Linked DNA regions of Homo sapiens: region 2 is linked to region 1. The links are chromatin loops, found by intact Hi-C in ENCODE. Cell type or tissue: heart right ventricle. All regions are shown on one strand. Each heading gives the region's core, and the rest is flanking DNA. Links, peaks and the distances in the headings are about the cores only.

Region 1 (11,581 bases), core at 2,025-10,024:
AGATAAGAAGATTTCAGATCTTCCTTACCAACCCACCCTGGTATCATAGCCCTCCTGGTCTTCCTTATACCTAACTGAAATTTATTCTCAATACCTTGTGACAACACTTGCATTATTTTCCTGGATCAATATTTGACTTTGCACTGTTATTTGACTGTTTATGAGCTTAGTTCTGAACCAGACTACTGGGTTCAAGTCCTGGCCCAGTCAGACATTCATTCAGCAGATATTTATTGAACATCTGCAATGTGCTATGCACTCAGCTGGGCACTGAAGAAACAGCTATCAACCTTTCCCCTCATTCTAGTGGTAGACACTGGCAAGAAACAACAAATAAGTAAAAAAAAAAAAAAAAGCATTTTTTTTATCAGCTATATGACCGTGTGCTTGCATAACCTCTCAGGGGCCTGATTTTTTTGGATTTAAAATGCCAGGCAATAATAGTATTATTCTGAGAAGGTTGCTGTGAGCATTGAATGTATTAATACACACAGTGTAGGATGATACTTACAAAGAGCCATAGAAAACTGCCTAGCCAAAATAGCCATTCAGTAAGTGTTAAGCGCACTGTTAGCTGCTCTTGGTTGTCTCTCCAGCAGCATCCTGAAAACTTTTTGGGCAGGTGCGATTGATTTTTTTCTCTGGCACCCCAGATCAGCCACACGCTAGCCTGTGTGATCTCAGTCTTCCCATTTGATGAGTGGGAATTTAAGTCTGCCTCTTCAGGTGAGGACTGACAGAGCAGATTGACTTGGGTGTGCCTGCTGGGAGGTGCTCAGAACAGGAGTCCTGGGGTCTTGTCTTACCCAGTTCTTGGAGGCAGCCTCCTGGAAGGACTTATGTGTCTGCTGTTATTTCTGTAATTCCTGATTTATTGCTGTTGCCATGTTTGTTCTTTGAGAGTCCTTCAGCTTCATGATGGATAAATCCTTAGTCACAGTCAATTCCTCACACTGAGCAACCTTGGAGCTAAACTCTTTGAATCCATGTTTACTTATGTCATCAAATTGAACGAAGGAATTTATAGCTTTCTGTTTTGGGACAAGGACATTGAACCAACTGGTTCTGATGCAGAAATGAGATGGGTGAGTGACATACAATGCCATGTTTAAGTAAGCATGTCTACACGAGGGGCCTTAGGCTGTCGAGAGAATTTTGTCCTGCAGATATGGGACTGGGTGTGTGAGCTCCTGTCAGGACACACATGGGGACTCCTGTGGGAAGGTGTCAGGCCAGCCCAGCTCGGGGCTCATCTCAGACACACAGGGCCTTCAAACACAGGGACTGAGCTTTAGTTGAGGCTTGGGGGCTTGGGAGCCCAGGATGTGTAAGGGAAGGGGGCTACCAGGCACTGAGTTTGGGCAAGTCTGGGCTGGCCTGGGCTATGGGGTCCAGAGCTGGGAAGCACCATCCCTCTCCTGGGCAAAGGAGGGCCACGAGCAAGGGAAGGTCTGCAAGACTGAGAGGAGTCTTGGGGCACATCGTGGGTCTAGGGAAGGGTCAGGCAAGAGACTGGGCAAGATATAGGAGTGGGTCTGGAGGCACTGCCTGGCTCTATGGTGTGTGTGTGACTGGAGGAGGGCACGGAGGAAGCCCTCTATGCAGGACAGTGGCAGCGCTTACGGCCCCCAGGAAACCACAGGGACAGACCCAGCCTGGGCAGATGTCAGCAGGAGCTGTATGAGGATGTGGCTTCCTTGCCAGCCCTTGGATTCCCAGAACTACTGAGGTCCCTTGAAAGCAGGGCAGCCTGCAGCCCCATCCCCTGATGCTCAAATTGTGGCCACACTGAACAGTCACAGAGCCTAGGTCTGAATGCTTCTAGGAGCAGAGGAGTCATTACCTCCTCACGTAGCCTATTTGATCCATTCTTGATTTTTTTCCCACCAGATTTTTTTGAGGCATAACTCATGCAATTAAATGTGCAGATCTGAAATGTACAGTTCAATAACTTTTCACATTTGCATCCACCTGTGCAATCACTTCCCAGATCCAGGTAGAGAACATTTCCATCACCCCAGAAAGTCTCTCCATGCAGGCTGGGTGCGGTGGCTCACGCCTGTAATCCCAGCACATGACTGAGGTGGGTGGAACATGAGGTCAGGAGTTCGAGACCAGCCTGAGGCCGGTCTTTGGGAGACTGGGAGGGTGGATCATGAGTTCAGGAGTTCAAGACCAGACTGACCAACATGGTGAAACCCCGTCTCTACTAAAAATACAAAAATTGGCCAGGTGTGGTGGCACGCACCTGTAATCCCAGCTACTCAGGAGGCTGAGGCAGGAGAATTGCTTGAACCTGGGAGGCAGAGGTTGCAGTGAGCCGCGATTGCGCCACTGCACTCCAGCCTAGGTGACAGAGCAAGACTCTGTCTCAGAAAGAAAAAAAAAAGAAAGAAAGTCTCTCCATGCTTTCCCAGGAACAGCACCCTGCCCATCCTAAGCCTGTCACTGTTCTGACCTTGATCACCTTGCATTAGTTTTACCTCTTCTTGAGAGCTGCAGGAATGGAATCATACAGCAGCCCTGCATTTGTGCTCAGCCAATTCTGTCTATTCCAATGGAATAGCTCTGATCATATTGAGCCTCCTCTGGCCGGTGTGCCTTTGCTCACACCCATCTCCATTCCTTTCATGGGGAGCCTCCTGCATGGGCCACCTCTCCTCTGCCCTCTTCTCACCACATCCCTCCAATCCTTGCTTGTCCTGCCCAATGGTGTGAATACACCAGCAGCCCTTCTGCTGTGCCGCAGCCCGAGGCATTTCACTGTTCAGGATGCTGACGGGAGCAATGACTCTCCTGATGAGTGTGTGCGCCTGTTGTCCTCAGAGGAAGTGCCACAGAGCCAAAAGAGTCGACTCTTCTCACCCCCCACAAGGGGAGGGCGTGGTCTGGAGTTTGGAATAGGCAGGTGACAGATTCACTGGCTGGCAGCTCTGTGACCTTGGAGGAGTCATTTGACTTTCCTGAGCCTCAGCTTTCTCCTTCCCAAAATGCAGGGGTCATTTGGATGAGATGCTCTTCAATGTCCCTTTTGATCCACAGCCTGATTCTGAGTCTTCCCTGTGCAGGTTCATCGATACATCCACCGTGTGTATGTAATTCTCAAGCAAAAAGTTTCAGCTGTAGGTGTGTGGATATATATATATATTAAATTCCGCCTTGAAGTTTAACATTCCTGCACTCCTAATTTATTTTATACCCTGGGTTAGAAAAAAGACATTTAAACAGCGGGAATTCTAGACTGGTGGAGGGATGACCTCCTTGGATTGATTTTTTTTTTTTTTCCAGCTGACCTCAGGTGCTTGCCCCTACCCACAGGCAAAGGGCTATCTGGTGGTCTTCTCTATAGAAGGTCTCAGAAATGGATGAAAGGACAGTTTTGTTTGGAGAGTATTTTGATGTCTTGGTTCAGTAGTTTCAGAGAATACGAAGACTCAGAGAAATCTATATTTTTGGATTCAGTTCAAAATGGGGCTCTGGGGTCATGTGGTGGGAAGCAGGTGGTATAAGGGCCATGTTACCATCAGCTGCCAACTGTGGGCCAGCCCCTGGTTGCCATGGGTCAGGGATGCCCATCTGTAAGATGGGTGAATAATCCCTGCTTCACCTTGCCACATTGTCATGAGCATCAGATGAAATAAGGCCCAAGGAAAAGGCATTGTTCCAATTCATCTTCGGCAGAGTTGGGTAAACTTGGGTGTGCTTAAGGGCCCGCTAGGTAGTGACTTATTCTGGTTTGTGTTGCCTGGTTTGGTCAGAGCCTAGGACTTTTAGAGAGTTCTTGTAGTTCCTCTTCTTAGGTATCTTCCCTCCCCTCCTTCAGTTCTTTTCTCCCCAGCATATCCCCTTCTTCTCACCCCTGTGCCACCCAGGGGTGCTTTTTGACTAGTATGCTGTATTAGTCTGTTCTCAGACTGCTAATAAAGACATACCTGAGATTGGGTAATTTATAAAGATGTTTATGGACTCAAAGGTCCACATGGCTGGGGAGGCCTCACAATCATGGTGGAAGGCAAAGGAGGAGAAAGGCACATCTTACATGGCGGCAGGTAAGAGGGAGCTTGTGCAGGGAAATTCCCCTTTATAAAACCATCAGATCTCATGAGACTTATTCACTATCCGGAGAACAGCACGGGAAAGCGCTGCCCTCGTGATTCAGTTACCTCCCACTGGGTCCCTCCCACAACACTTGGGAATTATGGGAGCTACAATTCAAGATTTGGGTGGGGACACAGCCAAACCATATCATATGCCTTCCTCCTTCTTTGCCATCTTAAACCCACTGATCCTTTCTAGGAAATCCTCCCAAGACTCTGACCTGGAGCTGACCCTCTGCAGCACCACCTCTTGGGCTTCCCAGGAGGCCATAAGTGTGCCAGGGGCGTCATAACCTGTGCACGTAAGCTTTTATTACTACCAGCTAACTTGGGGTATTTAGAACCATGGTAGTCTATGGCTAGATGTGACTTAGATTTCTGGTTTGTTTTAGAGCCAAGGTCTTCCCCTGTTGCCCAGGCTAAAGTGCAGTAGTGCAATCATGGCTCACTGCAGCCTTGAACTCCTGGGCTCAAGTGTTCCTCCCAGCTTAGCCTCCTGAGTAGCTGGGACTATAGCTGCATGCTGCCATACCTGGGTAATTTTTATTTTTTGTATAGGCGAGGTCTTGCAATGCTGCCCAGGCTGGTCCTGAATTCTGGCTTCAAATGATCTGCCCGCCTCGGCTTCCCAAAGTACTGGGATTACAGGCATGAGCCACCATGCCCACCCCAATTTTGATTTCTTAATTGAGAAATGAACAAACTGAAGGCAAGAGGCTGAGCCACCTGGGCAAGAGCCCCTGGACAGTTTGTCTCTAATTTCCCTTTGCTCTTCCGGTTTGCTGCCTCTGATTACTCTGCACTTAGTTTAACTGGGTGTACCTTGTCCCACTCATAAGCCTTTGATGACCTGGACTAAGCCTCACATGGGAACTCAATACTTATTTTTGATCAGATTAAATGCTCAATGCGTATTTGTTTCATTACATGGAAGACATGAAGAACAGATACATCATGCAAGATGTTCTTGCATGTAAGTTATTTGTTACGGAGCCCAGCCTTTGGCCACAGGACATGGAAACACCGCTCTCCCACTTTTTTGGTAGTGCCTTCTGCCATTCTTTGTAACCGAGAAGGTCAAGGCCAAAAGAGTGGTGGAGGCTAAGGGGTTAATCTCCATCCTCAGTCATCTCTCTTTGTTTCCTGTGCACCAGACACCCTTGAAACATTACCTGCAAGTTACTGGAGCTTTAAATCGAAATGTCAACCCTCTCTTCATTTCCACTTACCACGCTTGCCCCCGTGGGACGGATTGTACCGCTCTTAAAGTGGGTGATATCCTTTCTCATAACTCTTCTGTGGATGACTTAATCCCTGGAACATCTGCCATGTGGACTGAGGGCTCCTGGGAAATGAGCTTGGATCTTACTCTTTCGTTATGTCATTTGGTTCCCTGCTTCTGAACCTCAGCCTCAAAACCCAACCAAAATAAAAGGGAAAATATTTTTCTGAGTTCAGCATGACCTCAAGGTTCTTGGTGAGTGGGTAGAACTGGATGCCCACGGATGCTGACAGCTAAATGCATTTCTGCAGAGGGGCGAGGGCTATGGGTAGATGTCGCCTTTATGGCAAGACTGAATGCAAAGGGACCTGTTCCTATTTCCAGTGTGGAATCGTGTATGTGTTTCTCAGTCGGGTCTGTGTAAGGTGGTCAGCTGAGTGCAACCGCTTTCTACGTTTGCTAAGAAGACAGTGTTTGGGGCACGCTGGGTCCCAGCGTGACTGGGCAAGTATATTGCACAAAACCACCTGACTAATTCCTAACAGCAGCCAACTGCGTCTTTATGGATCCTGATTTAGACAAGGTGCTGTTCATTTGCTTAAAAAAGATATGAGTCCCAGACCAGGAGGAAACTGTCAAGGTTTGTTTCGCAACCTCCTTTAAAAGATCTGGAGTTGTCCTTCAATGGATAGAGAGGTAATTTATAAGCCTTCCCTTTAATCTAGTTTCCAAAAATAGTGGGGCTATCTCAGTCAAGACTGCCTCATTGCCAAGGTCCACTTGAATTTCAGAACATGGTGCTCTCCCTGCAGAGGCCCAGGGCACCAGGCAACTCAGGAGAGAAAACCCCTGCGGCTCCCTGGGGACCCCCAGGCTGCCGTGGGGCCAGGGACACGCAGGGCCTTTGATCTCCTGATGTATTTCTCTAAAAAGACATCCAAGAAGACACAGGAAGGAAGAAGGAGCCCCTGCTATCCCTCATCCAGTCGGTGCCCACCCACCCTGAGCTGGGGCTGGCTGCTGACCTTAGCCGAGGGCTCCCTGCACTCCCTGGATGTGTGGCCTTGGGTCCCCTGAGCCAGGAAGCTGGTGAGGATGGCTGGCCATCTGCAGGCTCCACCTTCCCACCTATGTCCCACTTAGCCTGCCCCTTTCAGAGGTTCCATGTTCTGCACCATAGACCCCTGGGCCATGGGAGACCCTAGCTGGGGAGCCGTCAGCCTCCTGAGGAGTGCTGACATCCTCTCTGCTCTACCTGAAGATGCTGAGTCTGGGTGGGCTGGGATGTCCAGCCTCCCTCTGTTTCTTGGCAGGGCGTGGCCTGGTTTTCTGGTCTCCTTTTGCTTTTGACCTATGCGACCCTCTTGGAATAGCTGCCACCCCACCAGACTGGCATGTGCATCTGGAGTCCCTCCCCCAGAGCCCGGGCCTCAGAGGGCGTGTACAGTTTGGGGCAGAGAATAGCCAGCTGGTTGTCAGGGGATTGCCTGTAAGAAGGGCTGTTGGTCTCTGAAACATGAAAGGGGAGCTGAGGACACCAGCTCAGTCGAGGGATAGTGAAATACAATCCCAGGGCTGTTGCCTGGCTCACTTGCCTATTTTGAGGGCTGGCCCAACCCTGGGCCTGCGTGTCTGTCCTCGTGGGGCCTGCTCGGTAGTCTTCAGTCCTTCCCATGATCACCCTTGGGCCAGGGGATCCCCGGAAGGCTGATCCAGTTACTCAGATAGTTTTGTGGTGCACCTGTGCATTCCTTTCTACATTTGAGAGATGTTTATTAAATAATTGCTCTGTGCTAGGCTTTTGGGAAACAAGTTAAAAAATAAGTGTGGTTCTGGCCCTCGGACATCTCACCATCTCAAAGACATGGCAGGCAAGGAGAGAGGTATGTCAGCAATGAAGAACTACAAAAATCTCAGGAGCAGACAGTCATAGACATTTGTTTTGTGGATCTGCAGGTTCAGGCTGTAGGTCTTCAGGGGTTGGCGGGGCTGATTTTACTCCATGGTGGTTCACCCTGGGTCCCAGGCAGGAGACTCTTCTTTTGATGATGGCAGAGATACAAAAGAGCAGTGGAAACATGCAAGGCTTGTCAGGCCTATGCTTGCAGCAGACACACTGGCCCTCTAACCACATACCTGTGCCCACTGCAAATTATACAACCAACCTGCAGCCAAGGGTTAGGGAAGAGCTCTCCTCTGTTGCAGGGCTGAGGGTGCAGGAGGGAAGAGCCAGGCTGATAATCCACCACTTGGGCAGTCTCTGCAGGCATGGGTGCCCCTGGGGGCCAGGTACAGACTGCAGTGGGGCATGAAGGAGCCTGGGACATGTGGCCTGGGAAGCTGGAGGCTAGTGCCTTGGGGCACTAGGACAGGGCCATGGGGAGGCCACAGGTCAGCAAAGGCATGAATGACCTTGGCTTCTTGGGCTGGGGAAACCAGAACCTCCAGGCAGGGTCTGTGTAAGTGCTGGTCCCTGGTTGCCTCAGGACCATGGCTGGCTGTATGGAAGGAGGGGAAGGCCCTGACTTGTCCTGCTCCTGCTCCTGCCCAGTCCAGCTTGCTCCCTCAGTCTTGGACAAAGCCCAGGTATGGCAGGACTCAGAGGTCCATGCGTCCAGAGAGGCATTCTTCTTTGATTTCTTTTGCCAGCATCTGCCTTTCTGAGTATGGCACCAGAGGCTCCCCTCTCCTCTGCATGTGCCAAGTGGAGGTGAGTATGAGGTCTTCCCTCTGGGGCCCTGGAGCCACATATCCAGCATTCTCCAGATCACAGCAGTTTCTCTGCCAGTCCCTTCATTCAGGCCACCAGCACCTGTGCCCTCCTGATGGGTCTCTCTGATTCTACCCTTGCACCTCCTGCCCAAGTGACTTCCTAAAATATAACTCAGAATGTGTCACTTTCTGCTGAGCCCCATCTAGGGCTTCCTATTGCACTGAGGGACCAAAAAAAAAAAAAAATCACACTCCTTAGGATGGTGTCCAAGGCTCTGCACCTTCAGCCCTTGCTCTCCTCCCCAGCGCAGTTTGTGCCGCTGGCGTTTGCATGCCACGCTCCTGCTACCTCACCTTTCTTCAATCCCTCCATGTGCCAAGCCCTTGCCACCCTTTCTCGGGGCCTTCACACCTGACCCCTCTGCCAGGAGGGCTTCTCCTCCCACCTGCTCCGGGTCCCCTTCACCTGCCACTGTCACATCTTGCTTGATGCAGCTGAAATATTACTCCTCTGGAGAAAAGTCCACAGCCCTCCAGCCTTCCATGAACCATGTCTATAACCACATTTCTTTGTGTTTATAATTCCTGAACTTTAAAGCACTCATTCCCTTGTTAATATATGTGTATGTGTGTGTGTGTTGGGGGGGTTTTCTGGTTTGTGCCTTTCTCCTCCTATGAAGGATAGGAGGCATGTGGGTCCTCCTCACCACTGTGCTCTCAGAACCTAGTACAGAGCACATACTAGGTGCTCAGTAAATACTGGATGGAGGAATGAATGACAGAGTGATGCCTTAACATTGTATGGGGTGGAAGCTATGACTTTTGATTCTGTTCACATTTAACTGGGGCAACCCTTGAGGATGATCCTTTGCACTCTCTCTGAAATACTTAATAATCAATCATATGTACCTGGTCAGAAAGAACATAAGAATTCCAAATTACTCCTGTCCACTTGACTTTGTCCAGTAAGGAATTTAAAGGCAAACAGATCCTGAAGTTGCATTAGAACCCACAAAGATGACATAGGGAGTAAGAAAAGTTATTTTAACCTCCGGATGTTCTTCCCCACATGATCTAAGCACCTCTGGTGCCCTCCTGTATGTTCTGTCTTTCCTCACTGTTCTGCTCAGCACTTAGACCCCAGGCACAATGACCCTTGAGCTCCCAAAAAACATGGCTGCCTCCCTGTGATGTCCACAGCCTGCTGTGGAAAAAACTTAGTAGGAACAACTGTGCAAAGCCCATGGAGAGAGCCAGGACCACAAAGCCTTCTCTACAAGAGAATTGGTAAGTCCAGCCTCATGGCTGCTCTGAAGGGCAGCAGTAAGTCCTCTAGATAATCTGACCCTTGCACAGCCCTCAGCCCTGGGTTTTGCTAGTGGTGAGATGTGCGTGGGACAGGCACCCATTGGTGGCGGTTGTCCCAGACAGGCCCTTGGTAAATGATGTTGGGCAGAACTGAGAGTTCCTGCAGCGGTTCCTGAGGAAGAGCACCCAGGGTGCCACCGCTGCTAGGCCCTGGTGATTGATGTCCCCTGGCTGTCATCTCATCAGACCCCTGCCTGCCATGCACCTCTGTTCCTAGTTTGAGAATGTAGGCCAGACAGGCCTGAGGACAGCGTTCAGATGGGCAGAGCTGAGAGGGGCTGCACGGTCAGCCTCTGAACCTCTGTCAGATCAAGACCTGCCTGCACCTGCGGATGGGGAGGGAGGATGCAGAACAACTAGTGCTCAAGGAAAGGCTAAAGGATTTCTTGGTGGGCTTAGTCTCACAGGAAATGATAACCTCTACTGAATGAGTGCTGTTCGAGGTTTACCTTGTGTATGCATGGAGCAGAAGGAGGCAGAGTGACTTTGAGGAGCTCAGGGCCTGAGGTGGGGAGAGAGAGACTTGGGACAGACAGTGAAGTGACCACGAGGAAGGCACTGCCTCTGAGGTTTGAGGAGGTCTGTGCTGAGGGCTGAAGGCTAAGAAATGCGACAGGGGTGTCAGAAAAGGCTTCCTAAAGGAGTTGGACTTTGATCAGGGTTTTGAAGGATGCATAGAAGTTTTCCAGGCAGAAAGATGGGGAGTGCATCTCAGACAGAAGAACAACATGAAGCAAATGAACAAAATTGTGACAAAACATGATCAAGAACAACAGGAGCCAAGAGAGACCCCGTGATTTGAAATGCATGAAGTGTGTGGTTTGGTTACATAGTAGAGATCAGGTCTCTGTCTAGACTGATGATACAAAAAGTGATTATGGAACTTTCACTATTAGGTGTTACTCTCATTTTACAGATGAGAAGGACTAAGGGCATTTCAGTGTCTTTCCTGTTGTCACACAATTAGTTAAGTGGTGGATGCAGATTTCAAGCCTTGAGTCTGTGGTCTTTCCACTGAGCTGCGCGGCTTCCCTGGAAGAAACGCTGAGGGTTGACGGCTTGACAAGGCAAGATTTAGTGTAGTGAAATGCAAAATGTGTTTCCTGAGTGGCTCTAGGGTTACCCTGCCTGAGGGTGGGAGGCTGGCAGATTAGTGAGATTTTCATACGGTTAGCACTGGAAAGCCGTTCCACATGATGTCATAGGGTATGTCAATTAACAAGCATGTTCCACTCAATAACTCTGGGAAACATTCAATTAGACCTTATAGATGATCCCTTCATGCAGGACTTCTCAGAGTCTGCGCCTGGCTGATATGCGCTGTGAGTTTCTAAAAGAATGCCTGGTAGCCCTGTCCCTACTAAAAATACAAAAATTAGCCAGGCATGGTGGTGTACGCCTGTAATCCCAGCTACTCAGGAGGCTGAGGCAGGAGAATTGCTTGAACCTGGGAGGCGGAGGTGTCAGTGAGCTGAGATCGCACCACTGCACTCCAGCCTGGGTGACAGAGCGAGACTCCGTCTCAAAAAAAAAAAAAAAAAAAAAGAATTCAAAGTACAGTGGTGGTTTTCAGTGTGTGGGCCAGAAGTTTCAAGGGTCCTTGAGACCCTTTCAGGAGGGTCAGTTAAGTCGACACTACTTTCAGAACAAGACTAAGGCATCATTTTACCCTTACTTTGTCACAAGCATACACTGGAATTTTCTAGAGCCTACATGATAGTGCAACAGGTTGAATTCAGAAGCAGAAGTGAAAATCCAGCTCTTAAGCGGAACACTGAGGAGTTGGACCAAAACGTGGGACAGTGCCACTCTTTTCACTGGTATTTTTGTTTTGGGAAATAGAGTCATTTTTCACAAAAATATGGTGTTAGCAGGGAGTAAATTTATTATTATTTTTAAGTGAACGATTGCATATTTTAAAAAATTTCCAGTTTAATTTTGATGATAGTAAATATTGATAGGCATAACCCACATAAACAAAAGCTCTTTGAAGATTTTGATTTTTTTTTTTGAGACATGGTCTTGCTCTGCTGCCCAGGCTGAAGTGCAGTGGCATAATCATGGCTCACTGCAGTCTTGACTTCCTAGACTCAAATGATCCTCCTGCCTCAGCCTCCTGAGTAGCTGGGACTATAGGTGCATAACACCACACCCGGCTAATTTATACATTTTTCTGTAGAGA
Region 2 (11,581 bases), core at 1,399-9,398, 200 kb after region 1:
TGATGAGGTTGAATTAATTGCCATCATTATTCTCTTTTCTCTCTCTCTTTAGGATCCTTAAACAGCTTATATTCAATAAACTGCATATGTTTAAATGGCACACTTTGTAAAGTTTGGTGATACTGTACAGTCACAAAAGCATAATCAATGTAGCAAACATATCTATTGTAATCTAAAATGTCCTTGTGCCTTTTTTAACCTCCTGCTCCTCCTCCATACTATATCCCCAGGCGACCTCTGATTTACTTTATGTTGGAATTTTTGAGAAATTCATACAAATGGCATTATTTAGTATGTACTCTTTGTGTCTGACTGCTTTTACTCAGCATAATTATTTTGAGATTCAACATGTTGTCTGTATCAATACCTTTAATTGTCAAGTGGTATGCTATTGTATGACTATGTCACAATTGTTTAGCCATCGATGAACATTTGGGTCGTTTCCAGTTTGGGGTTACTACAAATAAAGCTGCTAAGAACATTTTTATATAAATCTTTGTGCAGACATAGATTTTATTTCTATGGGATAAATACCTACTAGTGGAAAGGCTACATCAGATAGTAGGGTATATACTTAACTTTTCAAAAAAAACTGCAAATGTGCTTTCCATAGAAGTGCTATTGCACATTTCTCCTGAGCATGAGAATTTCAATTCTTCCCCATTCTCTCCAATATTTAGTATGGTCAGACCTTATAATTTTATCCATTTTAATAGGAGTATATTATGGTTTGAATGTGTCCCCTCCAAAATTCAGGTGTTGACATTTAATGGCCAATGTGATAGTATCAAGAGATAGGACCTTTAAGAGGTGGTTAGGTCCTGAGGACTCCTCACTCATGAATGGGATTAAGAGATTTCGTGCAGCTTTTGACTCCCTTGCCCTTTCACCTTTCACCATGTGAGGACACAGTGTTCCTCCCCTCCAGAGGACGCCACAACTGGGCGCCATCTGGGAAGCAGAGGGCAGTCCTCAATAGACAAAGGAACCTGCCAGCATCTTGATCTGGGACCTTGCAGCCTCCAGAAACTATGAGAAATACATTTTTGTTCTTTGATAAATTACCCAGTCTTCTGTATTTTGTTATGGCAGCACAAAAAGAACTGTGACACTGTGTACATGTACTTAATCGTGGTTTTACAGCAGTCTCCCTTTCTCTGCTGTTTCACTTTTTTGTTGTTTGTTTGTTTTGAGATGGAGTCTCGTTCTTGTCGCCCAGTCTGGAGTGCAATGGCGTGATCTCGGCTCACCGCAACCTGTCCTCCTGGGTTCAAGCAATTCTTCTGCCTCAGCCTCCGAAGTAGCTAGGCTTACAGACACGTGCCACCACACCCTGCCAATTTTTGTATTTTTAGTAGACAGGCTGTTAGGCAGGCTGGTCTTGAACTCCTAACCTCAGGTGATCCGCCCACCTTGGCCTCCCAAAGTGCTGGGATTACAGGCATGAGCCACCGCACCCAGCATGCTGATTCACTTTCTGCAGTTTCAGTTACCCACAGTCAACCATGGGCCAGAACATAGGTGAGTACAGTACAAAAAGATATTTTGAGAAAGAAAGAAAGACCACATTCACATAACTTTTATTATAGTATATTGTTATAATTATTTTTATTATAATAATATTTTATTATATAATATTTTATTATTAGTTGTTGGTAATCTCTTACTGTGCCTAATTTATAAATTAAACTTTATCATAGGTGTGTATGTATAGGGAAATCACAGTATACATAGGGTTTGGTACTATCTGCTGTTTCAGGCATCCATTGGAGGTCTCAGAGCATATTCCCCCCTAGATAAAGGAGGGCCATTGTAATTTGCATTTCCCTAATAACCAATGTTACTAGACATTTTTTCATGTGCTTATTTCCCATCTGTATGTCTTCTTTGGAAAAGTGTCCCAATCTTTTGTCTATTTTTACATTGTGTGGGTTTTTAAAAATTATTGAGTTTTGAGAGTTCTTTATCCAGTATATGCTTTGCAAATATTTTCTTCCAATCTGAGGCTTACCTTTTTACTTCCTTAACAGTCTCTTATGAAGAGCAGAGAATTTCTAATTTTGATGAAGTTCAGTTTATCAATTTGTTTTTCTTTTATAAATTGTGTTTTTGGTGCTGTATCTAAGAAATCTTTGCCTAAACCAAAGTTACAGAGATTTCTTTTCCTATATTTTCTTCTAGAATATTTGTAGTTTTAGGTTTTACATTTAGGTATATGATCCACTTTAATTTTTTATATAGCATAAAATAGGAATCAAAGCTCCTTTTATTTGCATATGTATATCCAATTGTTCCAACACCATTTGTTGAAAACACTATCCTTTCACTACCAAATTGCCTTGCAAAAAATATTTGCAATTTTTAAAATATATGAAAAATTAACTTAAAGTGGATCAACCTTAGTTGACAGTCAGTAGTCTAAGTATGTGTGTATCTATTTCAGGGCTGTTAATCTATCTTTATGTCACAAATACACTGTGTTGATTATTGTAGCTTTATAGTAAGTCTTGAAATTAGGTAGCATTAGTCTTACCATTTTGTTCTTCTCACTCAAAGTTGTTTTGGCTATTCTAGGTTCTTTGCATTTCCATATAGAGCCTAGAATCAACTTGTCAATTTCCACAAAAGAACCCCCTCAGGTTTTGGTTGGAAGGATATTGAATCTATAGATCAATCTGAGGAAAAACGACATCACAATATTGAATTTTCTGACCCATGAGCATAGTACATCTCTCCATTATTCAGGTCTTTAAAAAATTCTCTCACAATGTTTTATAGTTTTCAGTGTTTACAGCTTGCACATCTTTTGTCAGACAAGGACTTCATATTGTTGATGCAATTTAAATTGTTTGAAATTTAAATTTCTGTTTGTTGATAGTTTATGGAAGTACAATTGATTATTGTATATTGATCTTATATCATTACAGTAGCCTTTTTGTAGAATCCATCCTATTTTCCACATGGATAATCATGTCATGAAGAATAAAGACAGTTTTACTTCTTTCCTTAAAATCTGGATTCCTTTTATTTCTTTTTCTCCCCTGGTTGCACTGGCAAGGATTTCTAGCAAAATGTTTAATAGAAGTGGTAAGAGCCAACATTCCTGACTTGTTTCTGTTAAGTATGATGTTAGTTGTAGATTTTTCTTAGATGATTTGTGTCGGATTGGGAACATTTTCCTCTATTTATAGTTTGTTGAGATGTTGGAATAATCAGGAATAGATGTTTGATTTTACCGTATTTTTTCCTGTTTATATCAAGATGATAATATGGTTTTCATTTTTAATTAATATGACAAATGACATTAATTTTCCAACATGAAACCAACCCTCCTTTCCTGGAATAAACTCCATATGAAACTCATATATTATCTTTTTTACATATTGTTAGATTTGATTTGCTAAAATTTGGTTAGAAATTTTGCACCTTTGCTCCTGAGGGATATTAATATGTAGATTTTTTTTTCATCTTTTCCTGGTTTTGGTATCAGTAATGCTTGTCTCATAAGAAGTTGAAAAACAAGACGACTGGGCACATTGGCTCACACTTGTAATTCCAGCACTTTGGGAGGTCGACGCAGGCAGATCGCTTGAGGTCAGGAATTTGAGACCAGCCTGGCCAACATAGTGAAACCCTGTCTCTAATAAAAATACAAAAATTAGCCAGGTGTGGTGGCACATGCCTGTAATCCCAGCTACTGGGGAGTCTGAGGCAGGAGAATCATGTAAACCTGGGAGGCAGAGGTTGCAGTGAGCCGAGATCATGCCGCTGGACTCCAGCCTGGATGACAGAGTGACACTGTCTCAAAAAAAAAAAAAGAAAAGATAAGAAGTTGAAAAACATTTCTTCCTCTTCAATTTTCTAAGAGTTTTGTAAAATTGATATTTCTTCCTTAAATGTTTAATTGTGTATGTCTGCTGGTGATTAATTCTTTCAGCTTTCATATGTTTGAAAGTAGTTTTTATTTTTACCTTATTTTTGAAAGATATTTTACTAGGTATACAATACTAGGTTTACAGAGTTTTTCTTTCACTTAGTGCTCAGTGCTTTTTTTAGGTGTTGCACCATTGTCTTTTCACTTGCATTGTTTCCTATGAGAAGTCTGCTATCACCCTTACATGTGTTCCTCTGTAGATAAATGTACTGCTTTGAAAATTTTCTCTTATCACTGGCTTTGAGTATTTTTATTATGATGTATCTTGGTGTAGTTTTCTTCATAATTTTTGTGCTTGAGATTCATTGAACTTTCTGGATTGTAGTTTTACAGTTTTCATCAAATCGGGGGGAATATTTTGACCATTATTCATCAGATATTTTTCTATTTCCCCCCTTCTTTAGGATCCCCTATTATATTAAAAACTTGAAGTTGTGCCACAGCTCACTGATGCTTTTTTCATGTTTTAAACTTATTTTTTCTATATTTTTTATTTTGAATGTTTTTTATTGCTTATGTCCTCCAGTTCATTAATCTTTTTAAAAAATGTCAAATCTACTGTTAATCCCCTCATCCCATTCAGTGTGTTTTTCATCTCACACATTGTAGTTTTCATCTCTAGAAGTCTAATTTTAAAAATTTATGTTCCATGTCTTTCTTAACTTTTTGAACATATTGAATACAGTTATGGTAATTGCTTCAAGGTCCTTGTTTGCTTATTCTAGGATCTGTGTCAGTCCTGGATTGGTCATTAAGTGTCATTTCTTACTAAGAAGACCAGGCTTCCTTGGAAAAATGAATAATTACAGATTTGGGACAAGAAATGTCCAAGAAGATCCTGGGGCATCTTTCAGTGTCAGAAAAAAGGAAGTCATCAAAGACCTCTTGCTCCTGAGTTTTCATTTTTGCCAGGCCTTTTCTCTTAAGAGATAAAACTCTCTCTTAAGAGAGAGTTCATGCTAATATTTCCAATTCAAGTTTAACATTATAAGGCCTCTGTTTGAATTCTTTGATTTTATACTCATACCTCTTTTCCTGTGCTGTTTAAATAGATATGCATATAAGAATATGTGAAGTGAAATGGCATGATGTCTAGGATTCAATGTAAAAACTTCAGCAAAGATAAAAATACAAACAATAAAGATAAAATGTTGCAAGATTTTGGTAATGAATCTAGGTGACAGGTATTTGGAGGTGTCATATAGTATTCTATGTGAGTGCTTGAAATTTTTTAATTTAATTTTTTAAAAAGAGAGATAGAGATTGAGAGAGGCAGATCCTCTTGCCTAATAAGATTGGCAACTTCATACTTTCTCACTCCCCTTTCCCCACCCAGGCTGTTGCAACATTGGCTTGTGCTTACATTTTGGTGTTCAGATCCATCTTCATTTTTTTCCCTAGGGATATTTCTTACTTTCTTGGAATTCAAATAATGAATTTAAAAGAATATTACAGGTTTTTAACATTTCTAGATGTTTTGTAGTAGGAAAGATTTTAGGTAATCTAATCCACGCTATTTCGGGAAATGGAGGTTTTTAGCTGTACTTTTAAAATAGATTTAATTGTTTCTTAATATACAAGATGCAATCTATAAAGTGGCCATCTCATCTTACAAATACATATTATTGGTGCCCAAAAAGTATAAATGAATGAAAGTAATCCTTATCCTCACTCTTAGAAACAATATAATTCAAAGTGTGTTTCCTACCTTCCAGGTATTGTTATAATAATTTATGTATATAGAGGCTAACATAGTAATGTTTTCAATGGGTGGGAGCATTACAAAGCTTTTTGTTTGAATTTTGCCTACAGAGCAGTGGGTGTACAGCACTTAGCCAAGTAATGAAAAACATCATTTTAAACTGCACAGAGGCCAACAGGTTACAAAGCATTATCTCATTTAATCTTCACAGTGACCTTACAGCACAGCAGGTATTGTCATTCTACATTCACAGATGGAGAGACTGAAGCCCAGGAGGTGAAGCAATACAGCATGACTCACACTAAATGCCAGTGCCAGGACTTGAGCCTCAAGGTTACGCCACCCCACAGCATTTGTCCTCCAAAAGGCCAGGCTATCTTCTCACAATGGCTGTCAGTGTGTTCATTTTCAAAACCTAAACTAGCTAAGTCTTAACAGATGAAAACAAAAAAAAAAATTAACTGAGAAGAAAGGCACCCACAGCTTCAAAATCCAAAGAAGAAAGTAGACCCTTTTGTTTTAGATCAAGGGAAACCAAAAAACAAAAGCGGTGAGACAGAATAATCCCTGAAGGAAAACAGTGACCTTCTCCAGGTTTAGGAAGATGGTCAAACCCGCATGCCCCTCCATGCTTCTAGGAAAACGTACTACACATATTCTTCAGGCAGATGCGAACGCTCCGAAGGGGCGCCCCTCTGCAGCTGGCTGACCAGCCCTCCTCTGCTCTGTCGTTTTCATCCAAACATTTAGATCTGTGGCCGGGTAGATATTAGTGGCTGGGTCAAAAAGACAGTTCTGGTGTGAAATATTTATACTTAATTGGCCTCTGTGTCTGTCTGTGTAGTTTTGCCAAGCATTTTAATAGTTTTCCTTGAGTATTCTTTATTCTTTTTTGGAAAGAATGCTATTCAGGGTAAGAATGGGGGGGGGAGTAGGGGACACAGCACAAAAGGTTGTCTCCTCTGAAGGCTTTGGGCACTCTTCCCAAAACAGATGCAGAAGGCAACACTGGCCTCTGCCTTGAAAATAATGTGGGATATTTATCTTGAAGTTCACCATTGTTATTCTTTGCTTCTTAGCCTTTCTGATTTGAATTCCAGTTTAGTCTTGATTTTGTAGAATAATCAAAGTAATGAATTGGAGGAAAATTATAATTTCTAGTATACAATAGGATGAGATAGAGTGTAACTTTTCATTTGCAATTTAATTTTTATTGTATCTTATTTATTTACTTATTTATTTGTAGAGACGGTCTTGCTCTGTTGCCCAGGCTGGGGTGCAAGTGGCACAATCATAGCTCACTGCACCCTTGACCTCCTGGGCTCAATCAATCCCCCTGCCTCAACCTCCTGAGTAGCCAGGACTGGAGGCTCATACTACCATGCCCAGCAAAGACAGGGTCTTGCTCTGTTGCCCAAGGTGGTCTCAAACTCCTGGCCTCAAACAGTCCTCCTACCTTGGCCTCTCAGAGTGTTGGGATTACAGGCGTGAACCACTGCACTTGGTCTGCAATTTAACTTTTAAATAAGGCATTTATTTGAATAATTCTTATCCAGTATTTTAAAAATATATTTTTATCATTAAATGGTAGTATATACATTTGTCATTAAAAAGTACAAAGTATTAAAAAATATAAAGGGAACAAAAATCACCCACAATTCTACCATGCTGAAAAAAAGATTATTAAGTGTATCCTTTTCCAATGTTTTCTATACATTTTAATTTCTCTTAAAAATTTGAATTTTATTATATATATATATAATATTTCTTCACCTTGTTATTGTGAAAATTATATAGCAAGTGTTTCTCTGTTATTGCCATTCTTGTAAACATAGTTTTTAACAATCTTCATGTTATTCCAAACTATAGATGGTCACAATTTATTGGGAGAGTCCGTTATTTAATTTTTTTCCTTTTGGTGTATTAACAAAACCGTCATGTGCATTCTGTAGTTATATCTTTGTCTGAATCTTTGATTATGTCTCTACCACACTTTCCTAGAAGAGAAATTAAAAAAACAAAGGATCAGCACAATTTTAAGGTTCTCATTAAATATTTTAATTTTTTTTTCCAAAAACAAACTCCCAAGTTACACTGCCACAAGTTGTGGATGGGAGGGCTGGATTTCCTGAACCCTTCCCAGCATTGCTCGAGTTTCTTGGTTCCTCCGCTAGAGAAGAGGAGCCCCAGAGCTCTGTAGGCTCCAGGTAAGGTTGACCCTCCCCGTCGTCCACCCCTCTCCCACAGGGTTGATGCAGGGCAGTGCTCCGTGTGTTTCCCCATGTGTTTCTTCCACACATCCATGAGCAGGAGCAAGGAGGAATGGCAGAGATCTGAGTGCTTCTGGAAAGGCCCTCATAACTCCCCCTTCCCAGCACCCCAAACCTCTGGCCAACAATCCATCACTGCAATCTGCCTTATTGACCCACAGAACCACTCCCATCTCACCCTTCACCACAAACTCCCAGATTATCTCACCTCACCCAGACACATTCCCACACAACACATCCAACCTGGATGCACCGTCTACTCCTCCCCACTTTTGAAGACTTCTAGTCAGTCATCAGCTGAATCCCCTATATCCTCAACCTCCTACTTGGTCACTCCTCTCAACTTCTTGCTCTAATTAGAACTTGGCTCTCCCCTGATGACACCATGTTCCCTGCAGCGTTTTAACATCATAGCTCATTTTTCTCCACATATCTTGAATTACTTGATCTGGAGTGGTGGATGTATGCTTCCTCTTCCCCATCGATGCTTCCAAACCATTCTCCCTCCACCCTCTCTAAATACCCCTAACTTTGAAACTCCTGTTGCAGAACATGGGCTACCCCTCCTGGCTTCAATCATCTACTTCTCCCTGTGACACCTCTCTTCATTTATTAAGGATTTCAGTGTATGGCTCACGTTCCCTGTCTCTAACACAACTCATGTCATAATTCTTGGTGACATCAATACCCACATTGAGTCTTCACTTGTTCCCTCTCTGGACTCCCAGTTCCTTGCCCTCTTCTCCAATGCTGTTGCTCTCCACCCCACCACTGACTCCACCCCACACAGCTACCTACTCGCAGGGTTCCACCTTTGGTGTTATCATTCCCAGTAGTTGCATCTCCTCCATAATCTCAACGTCAAGCCTCCCGTTCTCCAGGCACTACCTCTTCTCTTTTTAACTCACTCCCCAATACTCCAACCATTCTTTGTCTCCAGTAGGATGATCCCCAACAATCCATTGGTTCTACCCTATGCCCCTGCCCCAAACCTTGGAGTCACTCTTGATTCTTCCCTGCTATGCTCTATAAATCTATTTGGCTCTCCTTTGTATATACAGATGAAGTGACCACTTCTTAGCACCTCCACAATTGACACCTCGTCTGTCACCACCTCTCTGCCTGGGTGACTACAGTGGTGGCCCCCTCCCTGCCCTCCAAGTGCCCACGCTTGCCCCTACAGTCTGTTCCCAACACAGCAGCCAGAGAGACCATCTTGCAATGTAAGTTAGATCATGTCTCACCTCTGCTCAAAACCCCTAAGTGGATTCTCATTCAGAGTAAAAGCCAAAATTGTTTCTGTTCATTTGTTTTTAATTAACGGACTTAATTTCTTAGAGCAAAAGACTAAAGTTTTTGCAGTGCGTACAAGGCCCTGTGGGATGATTCCTCCCCGTCCACCCACTCCTCCAACCTCACCTTCTACCTGTCTACACCTTGCTCACTCCCCTGCAGCTTCATCCCATCCTGGATATTACTTGAAGACATCAAACCTGATCCTGCTCGGGGTCTTTGCTTGTTCCTCTAACTGGAAGCTTCAGCCCTCCATCTTTCACTTCCTCAGGTCTCTGCTCAAATGCCATCTTATGAGAGACGCCTTCAAAAACCCTCCATAAAAAGTAGCAACCATCACCGCCAGCCCCGCATCCCTGTCTCCCAACCGCCAGCCCCGCATCCCTATCTCCCAACCGCCAGCCCCACATCCCTATCTCTCTTACTCTGCTTGCCTGTTTCCTCTTTCTTTTTTTTCTGTCTTTCCTTTCTTTCTTTCCTTCTTTCTGTCTTTCCTTTTTCTTCTTTCTTCCTTCCCTCCCTCTTTCACTTTCTTTTTCTCTCTTTTGTCTTTCTCTTTCCTTCCTTCTTTCTTCCTATCTTTCCTTCTTTTTTTCTCCTTCCTTCCCTCTCTTCTTCCTTCCTTTCCTTTTTCCTTTCTTCTCTTTCTCCTTCCGTCCTTCCTTCCTTCCTCTCTCTTTCTTTTTCTTTTCTCTCTCTCTCGCTCACTTCCTATTTCTTTCTTGCTTCTTTCCTTAATAGACTGTTTTTAGAACAGTTTTAGGTTTATGGTAAAACTGAGGGGAAAGTATAGAATTCCCATATGCCCCCCCCACACACACAGCCTCCCCCACTGTCAACATCCCACACTCCAGAGTGGTATATTTGTTACAGTCCATGAACTTACACTCCCCCTTCCAACCCCATAGTAATTATCATCACTTGACACACTAAATATGTGCCCAATAATTTGTTTATTGTCTATTATGTTCCTCTCCAGAATGTAAGCTCCCTGAGGGGTGGGGGCATAGCGGATTTCTTTTTCTATGGAATCCCCAGGCATGCCTGATGTAATAGCCACTCAAAAATATATTTGTTGAGTAAGTGAAGGAAAAATGTGATAGGCGAACCAAAAACTTTGGTATTTTGCTGTTTTAATTTGCATTTCTTTGGTTATTAATCATCTCAAACATCTTTTCATGTGTTTGTTGGCCATTTGTATTTTTTTGCAAATTGTCCATTTGCTTTTACCCATTTTCCCTAGGAATGTTAGTGTTTTCCTTATTAACCGTTAAGTGCTTAACCTGTTAAAAATATTAATTTTCAGTGTCATATTTATTATAAATATTTTGCCAGTTTGTTTTTCTACCTTAATTTTGTTTATGTTCTTTATGTATTTTACTTACAGAAGTTTTAAATGTTTGGCGGCTAAGTATGCCAGTATTTTAATATATGTTTTATTTCCCATTATGTTTATATTTAGAATGCCCTTTCTCAACCCAATGCCAGTTAACTTTTCACTGGCATTTTCTTCTAATTCATCCACTCAATAAATATTAAGCACTGTTGGAACCAGGTTTTATTCCACGGGCTGGGAATAAAACAGTGAGCAAACTGTTTTAAAAACGAGCTTGCTCTCACCGAGCACATACTCTCATATTTTATTACTTAATATTTATGTTTAACACTTACCTTTCGCTAGATGTTTTATAATTATAAAGTATGGCATAAGAACCTAAGTTCATGCTTTTTCCTTTTTTTAAAGTAACCTTTTATTGAAATGTAACATTTATACAGAAAAGTGCCCAAATCATAAGCAGACATCTCATTGGATTTACTGAGCACACCCAGGTATCCACCACCCAAGGGAAGCAACGAAGGTGACCCCACCCAGCATTTACCCTGTGTCCCTATCTTGGACATTGATTCTGCTCCAGAGGTCACAATCTCATGCCGCCAATTGCCATAGATTCGTTTTGCTTGGTCTTAAACTTTATATAAATGGTAAGTTGCAAAAAGTGGAAACTTTCGTTACTGGATTCTTTTGTTGGCCTTATGCTTGTAAGATGCGTCCACAATGTTAAGATACATTTCTTGCAATAATTTGTAGAATTTACATCTTTACAATGTTCAACATTCCCATTCAGAATCATGATATAGATCTTCATTTAATCAAATCTGTGCATGTGTTAGAAAATTCAAAGAGTGTATTTTTATAGTATTGTAACTTGGTAATTTATGGCTTTAGTTGCTATTGAGAGTAAATTTTCCAGCATATTTTTAAACTGGTTCTTGCTGATAAAATACCCGGTGATTAAAATATATGTATATAGTTGTCGTTTTACATATAAAATATTTTAATCAGCTTGTCTTTGATTACTGGTAAAGTGAGCACATTTCCAT

Evidence for each region. A loop is a pair of places that touch in the nucleus more often than their neighbours do. Peaks named below come from ENCODE experiments on the same cell type or tissue, not always from the same donor. Only the 100,000 strongest peaks of a DNase experiment are listed, where the experiment ranks them.
Region 2: a loop joins it to region 1, with 2.5 times the contacts of the local background. A loop is called at or near these places in 1 of 110 quality-filtered maps.

Annotation. Positions count from the first base shown.
Region 1 is chr1:234,881,027-234,892,607 of GRCh38, reverse strand. No RefSeq gene overlaps it. Among named protein-coding and RNA genes, the nearest start is that of LINC02971, 70 kb to the left of the region's middle. RefSeq lists an enhancer at 9,941-10,010 and a silencer at 10,394-10,530. In heart right ventricle, for the core only: no CTCF peak of the experiment used is centred there; a DNase peak (open chromatin) is centred at 5,357; H3K27ac peaks cover 6,023 bases.
Region 2 is chr1:234,678,744-234,690,324 of GRCh38, reverse strand. It overlaps LOC105373209 (a long non-coding RNA gene), which reads right to left. Exons shown (of 3, transcript NR_188651.1): 2 at 9,400-9,514; 3 at 7,144-7,633. It overlaps LOC105373208 (a long non-coding RNA gene), which reads left to right and starts at 1,195. Exons shown (of 3, transcript XR_949287.4): 1 at 1,195-1,521; 2 at 7,726-7,843; 3 at 10,976-11,581. In heart right ventricle, for the core only: no CTCF peak of the experiment used is centred there; a DNase peak (open chromatin) is centred at 5,964; H3K27ac peaks cover 1,795 bases.